Linked DNA regions of Homo sapiens: region 2 is linked to region 1. The links are chromatin contacts, found by Hi-C or POLR2A ChIA-PET in ENCODE. All regions are on one chromosome and are shown on one strand. Each heading gives the region's core, a stretch centred on a gene start or an enhancer-like site at or near the end of the contact. The rest is flanking DNA. Distances are from core to core; before and after follow the strand shown.

What was found. Hi-C counts contacts between places; a loop is a spot of excess contacts on that map. ChIA-PET counts read pairs that join two places held with the same protein, here RNA polymerase II (POLR2A). Pooled maps may share reads with other maps.
Region 2: a pooled map shows a loop between it and region 1 (3-fold over the local background). The contact joins the promoter of CAPNS1 here to the promoter of UPK1A-AS1 in region 1. A Hi-C loop is called at or near these places in 1 of 50 pooled maps. POLR2A ChIA-PET finds 5 or more read pairs at or near these places in 3 of 52 experiments (WTC11, naive thymus-derived CD4-positive, alpha-beta T cell and naive thymus-derived CD8-positive, alpha-beta T cell).

The regions. Positions count from the first base shown.
Region 1 is chr19:35,671,977-35,675,168 of GRCh38, forward strand. UPK1A-AS1 (UPK1A antisense RNA 1) reads right to left here and starts at 1,315. Exons shown (of 2, transcript NR_046420.1): 1 at 1,259-1,315. It overlaps UPK1A (uroplakin 1A), which reads left to right. Exons shown (of 8, transcript NM_007000.4): 4 at 1,256-1,330; 5 at 1,462-1,569.
Region 2 is chr19:36,138,274-36,141,923 of GRCh38, forward strand. It overlaps CAPNS1 (calpain small subunit 1), which reads left to right and starts at 1,793. Exons shown (of 11, transcript NM_001749.4): 1 at 1,793-1,884; 2 at 2,724-2,947. The coding sequence starts at 2,739. LOC105372385 (a long non-coding RNA gene) reads right to left here and starts at 1,709. Exons shown (of 3, transcript XR_935954.3): 1 at 1,618-1,709. RefSeq lists enhancers at 2,060-2,109, 2,200-2,259.

The sequences.
Region 1 (3,192 bases), core at 65-2,564:
GTGATAAGCACATTGTTTTAAAGCAGTCAGGAGGTTGTGCAATGTCATCCATCTCCCAGCAGCAGAGTTCACACATCCACACGCAACCTCCTGCTGCTTTATAGATGAAGGTGCCAGGTGAGGACATGAAAAGAATTTGCATTAAACATCAACTGACAAGCTTTTTTTTTTCTCCTGCCCTCTGTGCCGTTGGCACAACCCACCAAATTCAATCAAGTTCTTCTATATCTTCCAATACCCAGTCTGTGTCAAATGTCTCTGATTATCTGAGAACATCGTTTTATGTTGTTTGTTTTATTTTAAGAGACAGGGTCTCACTCTGTTGCCCAGGCTGGAGTGTAATGGCACAATCTCGGCTCATTGCAACCTCTGCCTCCTGGGTTCAAGCTATTCTCCTATCTCATCCTCCTGAGTAGCTGGGATTACAGGCACCCATCACCATGCCCAGCTAATTTTTGTATTTTTGCATTTTTAGTAGATGGGGTTTCACCATATTGGTCAGGCTGGTCTTGAACTCCTGACCTCAGGTGATCCACCCGTCTCAACCTCCCAAAGTGTTGGGATTACAGGCGTAAGCCACTGCACCCACCCTTGTTTGTTTTGTTTTAAGAGACAGGGTTTTGCTCTGTTGCCCAGGCAGGAATGCAGTGGTGCGATCATAGCTCGCTGAGGCCTCCAACTACTGGGCTCAAACGATCCTCCAACCTCAGCCTCCCAAATAGCTAGGACTAACACTACCACTAGTAGTAACTATGCTTAACTAATTTTTTTATTTTTATTTTTTGTAGCGACGGGGTCTCACTGTGTTGCCCAGGCTGATCTTGAACTCCAGGGTTCAAGCAATCTTCCCATCTCAGCCTCCCAAAGTGCTGGGATTACAGGTGTGAGCCACCAATGCCCAGCCCTAATTTTTGTATTTTTAGTAGAGAAGGGGTTTCACCATGTTGGCCAGGCTGGTCTCGAACTCCTGACTCAGGTGATCGCCCCCTCGGCCTCCCAAAGTGCTGGGATTATAGGCGTGAGCCACCACGCCTCGCCTGTCTCAAAAATAAATTAATTAAATTAAATATTTCAAAATACAGAAAAGTTGGAAGACAATACAGCGAACACCTGAACACCCACCACATATTATAGATGCTGCTAGTCACACTGCCCCAAACTTTTTTAAAACTTGCATTTCCCCAGTGATGCTTCCCTGACGGGGTGTGGCTTCACGGGCTCTGCCCGACGGGCCGTCCTCCCTCTGTCTCCCCAGTACCTGGTGCTCATGCTCATCGTCTACATCTTCGAGTGCGCCTCCTGCATCACGTCCTACACCCACCGTGACTACGTGAGCCCGGCGAGGCCTGGGGAGGGGCCTGACCTGCATGGGAGGGGCGAGGGTCCCGGCGCGGCGGGGCGGAGGTCGTCCTCTCTCCCCACCCAGCCCTGCCGGCCCTTGTTCTTCCCTGTTCTCCTCAGATGGTGTCCAACCCATCCCTGATCACCAAGCAGATGCTGACCTTCTACAGCGCGGACACCGACCAGGGCCAGGAGCTGACCCGCCTCTGGGACCGCGTCATGATTGAGGTGGGCGGGGTGGACCGGGTGCTGGGAGGGCCCTGGGCTCCGTCCACAGAGGCCGATAGAGCTCCCGATGTGCCAGCTTTTAGAGGAGTGAGTGCCTTAAAGACATCCGCTCATGAGATCTCTAGGAGAGCAGGGCTGCGGTCATCACCGTTCTGCGGATGAGTAAACAGGCCCAGAAAGGGAAAGTCCCTTGCCCGAGGCCACACAGTCGGTAAGTGGTGGGAGCTGGGATTGGAACCCGGCAGCCTAGCTCCTGACCTCCCTGCTCTTAGCCTACACATACTACCTCAACAGAAATGTTGATAATAACAATGATAGTAACAGCACCATTCACTGAGCTAGGTTTCACACTGTTCAAAGGACTTTTATTTTTATATTTTGAGATGGGGTCTTGCTCTGTTGCCCAGGCTGGAGTGATCATAGCTCACTGCAACCTCCAACTCCTGGGCTCAAGTGATCCTCCCGCCTCAGCTTCCCGAGTAGCTGGGAATACAGGTGCGCCCCACCACACCCGGCTAAGTTTTTTAAATTATCTTTTGTGGAGATGGGGGTCTTGCTCTATTGCCCAGGCTGGTCTGGAACTCCTGGGCTCAGGATTGGAGCGATTCTCCCACCTCCGCCTCTCAAAGTGCCGAGATCACAGGCATGAGCCACGAGTGCCTGGCCTCAAAGCACATTTTTTTTTTTCTTTTTATCTTTTTTTTTTTTTTTTTTTTTTTGAGACAGAGTCTTGCTCTGTCGCCCAGGCTGGAATGCAGTGGCGCGATCTCGGCTCACTGCAAGCTCCGCCTCCCGGGTTCACGCTATTCTCCTGCCTCAGCCTCCCGAATAGCTGGGACTACAGGCGCCTGCCACCGCGCCCAGCTGATTTTTTGTATTTTTAGTAGAGATGGGTGTTAGCCAGGATGGTCTTGATCTCCTGACCTTGTGATCCACCTGCCTCGGCCTCCCAAAGTGCTGGGATTACAGGCTTGAGCCACCGTGCCCAGCCTTTCAAAGCACTTTTAAAGCTTTTTTAATCCTCACGACCACTCCATAAGGGAGATCGGCCTTTTAGTGATGAGGAGACCAAAGCAAGAGGTTGAATATCTTGCATGAGGTCACACACCTGGTAGGTCACAGAACTGGAAGGATTCAAACTCAGACTTCCAGGTTTGAAGAGATACAGTCTTCCTCAAATCCAACATGATATTGCACTGGAAAAGGAAGAAATTGGCTGGGTGCAGTGGCTCAAACCTATAATCCCAACACTTTGGGAGGCAAAGGCGGGCAGATCACTTGAGTTCAGGGGTTCAAGACCATCCTGGCCAACATGGTGAAACCCTGTCTCTACAAAAAATACAAAAATTAGTCAGGTGTAGTAGTGTGCGCCTGTGATTCCAGCTACTTGGGAGGCTGAGGCAGGAGAATCACTTGAACCCAGGAGGGGGAGGTTGCAGTGAGCCAAGATGGCGCCACTGTACTCCAGCCTGGACAACAGAGGGAGACTCCGTCTCAAAAAAAAAAAAAAAAAAGAAGAAGAAATTGAGGACTCAAGGAAAACTGAGGCGTCAATGTGGCCCAAGTCCTCTAGCTAGCCAGGATTTGAACCCATGTTTGAAGGGTGCCCAAGCCTATGTTTTC
Region 2 (3,650 bases), core at 543-3,042, 470 kb after region 1:
TGGGGTTATTGGCATGAGCCACTGTGCCCAGTATTTATTTGAGACAGAGTCTCGCTCTGTCACCCAGATTGTAGTGCAGTGGCATGATCTCGGCTCACTGCAACCCCCGCCTCCTGGGCTCTGGTGATCCCCCCACCTCAGTCTCTAGAGTAGCTGGGACTAGGCGCATGCCACCACATTCAGCTAATTTCTGTATTATTTGTAGAGACAAGGTCTCACTATATTGCCCAGGCTGGAGTCAAACTCCTGGGCTCAAGAGATCCTCCTGCCTCAGCCTCCCAAAATGCAGGGAATACAGGCATGAACCACTTCACCCAGCCACCACTTAAGTTTTTTTTTTAATAATCAGTATTGCTGCAGATATCATTTAATTTTGATAGGGGGCCTAGTGGTATGGAGCAACCCATGTTCCCATTTTACAGATGAGAAAATCGCTGCTCAGGAATATCAAGCCACTCTTTTGGGGTTGTGCAGTTATTACAGGGCACAGCCAGGATTCAACTCAAGCCTAGCCAGCCTGCAGGGTAGGGGATAAGAGCCAGCCAGCCTGCCTGGGGGCCAGATTTAGCTCCCCCCGATGAGTCCTGAAAAAGTACTGGACTCCCGTGGCTCATGCCTGTAATCCTAGCACTTTGGCAGGCCGAGGCAGGTGGATCACCTAAGATCAGGAGTTTGAGACCAGCCTGGCCAACATGGTGAAACCCCGTCTCTACTAAAAATACAAAAATTAGCTGGGTGTGGTGGTGCATGCCTGTAATCCCAGCTACTCGGGAGGCTGAGGCAGGAGAATCGCTTGAACCTGGGAGGCAGAGACTGCAGTGAGCTGAGATGGCGCCACTGCACCCCAGCCTGGGCAACAGAGCAAGACGCTGTCTCAAAACAAAAAAAAAAAAAAAGAAAAGAAAAGAAAAGAAACCAGGCTATGTAAAAATATTATTGTAAAAAATTAAATTAAATCAAAAAAAGGCCGGTAGCCCATACCTGTAATCCCAGTACCTCACAGTACTTTGGGAGGCTGAGGCAGGAGGACGGCTTGAGGCCCGGAGTTCAAGAGCAGCCTGGGCAACATAGCGAGACCTCCGTCTCTATTATGTAAAAACAATAATATTTTTTAAGTAAATAAAGAAACCAGGCCGTGGCCAAAGGAATCTTCCTGTGTCTGGGGCCTTCTTTAGAGGCTAGCATACTGAGGACACTCTTTGGGCCAGTCCAGGAAGGAATGATTCTGGTGGCCCCTGACTGGGGCGGGGGCGTGGTAAGGTTCGCCTGGGAGGCGGCGCAGGCGCTGCCTGCGGTTTGACTGCCATCCGGGCTGCTGCAGGCACTGGGAAAGGCAATCCAGCCTCAATCCTCGCCACAGACACGGGCGACTGTCCCCCAGCGTGTGAGTCAAACCATACTCCAGGCCTCCAGGAGGTGTTTGTCGCGACAACACCTGCAGAGGGCCCGTGCGGAGTCCCTTAGTGAGCGGACCGAAAACCGCCACCCTGGAAGGATATTGGCATGCCCTAGGGTGAAAATTCACACTACGACACTCGGGGGGTGGGTCCCCTCCGAGTTCTCGTCCGCGGGTGCCTCCACCCAGACCTGAGGGGTGTCGGGAAGACCCCCGCCTACCGAGTCAGGGCGGGATTAAGACCTCCGGCGCTGGAAACGCGTAGGGCGGGGCCCAGACCTGGATCCAGCTAGCCGGGCGGTGTGGGGTGCGCATGCGCAATGTCCGCTTCGGCTCTAGGACCGCGCGGGCGACAGCAGGGCCGCGGTGCAGTGTCCGACCCGAGAGTTGCGGCCTGAGTCACCGGCCCCGCCCTCCGGAGCCGGACGCTGCGGGAGGCCCGGGAGCGGCAGTGGAACCGACTCCCAGAACTCCGGACGTGTGCGGCGGTAAGCGCCCGGCCCGTACCCCCTCCGCACCCCGCAACTCCGACTTTGGCGGCCCCCAGACCCGGCGAAACCGTGAAGTCTCGGCCTCAGGAGCCCCCCAGATCCATGGTCTCAGATTCGAACCCTCAGACCTGTTCGATCTCCTTTTATGCCGTCCCGGGGACCCTTCTCCACCCTCTGTCTCATGATCCAAAATACAGGCCCATAGGTTTCAGAGATACCCTGTGAATTCTTCCTTGGGGTGTCCTGAACCGCGATCGTAGATCTGTGCCCCCAGTTCCAGCGGGGAACCCCATTGTCCGGGAACCCAGAGCTCACAGCCACGATCTTAGACCCGAGCCCACAGAGCCAGAGGTGACACTGGAATCCTGCCGCTGGGAATACCTAAATTCTCAAGCCCACATTTGGGATTTCCTAAACCCCGCCCTGGGGCCCTTTAGGCCGTGGATGTTTGCTCCGCGCCCATGACCTGCCAAGGACCTCTACATTCAGGCTGGGCTCTGGATCTCACATTCTAGCGCCCAGACATGTCGGGAACGCCTTACGCCAACTTGGGGTCCCCACCAAGAGAACCCCCACCAGATCTGCACCCTCCCCTTCACGCGTGCACCCAGTCCAGGCTCCCTCAAGCCCCACGGGTGCCTTTTAGACCTGAGGAGGTTGCAAACCTGATCCCCCATACCTGCCCCACCCATCCGCGGACAACCCGCCCTCGCAAACTCAGACCCCCACCCGGAGGCTTCAGATTCCTCCCAGGTCCAGCTGCCGGAAATGCGTGTTTGAAGGGAGGGTGTGGGCTCAGGGGCGAAGCACCCACTGGTCCCCTTTTTTCCCCCCAGCAGTGAGTCGCAGCCATGTTCCTGGTTAACTCGTTCTTGAAGGGCGGCGGCGGCGGCGGCGGGGGAGGCGGGGGCCTGGGTGGGGGCCTGGGAAATGTGCTTGGAGGCCTGATCAGCGGGGCCGGGGGCGGCGGCGGCGGCGGCGGCGGCGGCGGCGGTGGTGGAGGCGGCGGTGGCGGTGGAACGGCCATGCGCATCCTAGGCGGAGTCATCAGCGCCATCAGGTAAGGCGGAGACTATCAGAGGGGCGGGGCCTGGGAATGGGAGGAGCCTCAGTGAGGCGTGGTCTGGGAGGGGCGTGGTCTAAAAATAGAATAGGATTAACCTGGAGGCTAACCTGGGTACATGAATTAGGCCGGGGAGGCCTGGTTTGAGAGTTCTGCTGTAAGGGGGTGGACCCCAGTGAGGCGGATATCAGTCATTGGGGGCGGTGCTTGATATGGGAGTAGTCTGATTGTGTGGGACCAGGACAATGTGGTCCTGAGGGGACTGATGTGGAGTTTTGGCGGGTGGGGCTTATGGGTCTGGGCTCAGCCTGCATTGGCTAACCTGGAGATGAACGTTAAAGGTGCGGAGCCAATGCGTCTGAGTGACATTTTACGGAAGGGGCTTGACTTATGAGTGTGGTCAGAGGTTTTAGGTGGGTTAATGAGGAGGTGAGCCCAGGAGGAAGCAAGACCTAATGGGGTAGGGTAAATGGCCCAGAATGGGCTGGGCTTGCTGGGAACTGGCTGGATTAATGGAGAAAAATGCCCTGGTAGGGATAGGGCAGGTTGGCTTAATTAGCCACGGCCACTTAGCAGTGATCCCTTGAAGGGGCGGGGACCAATGGCTGGGGTAGGATGTTGGGAAGACGGGCATTTAGGAAGCGGGCCATGGAGTAGGGTCTTGGGCAGATGGCACCTGAGGAGGATAAGGCCTTGGGAA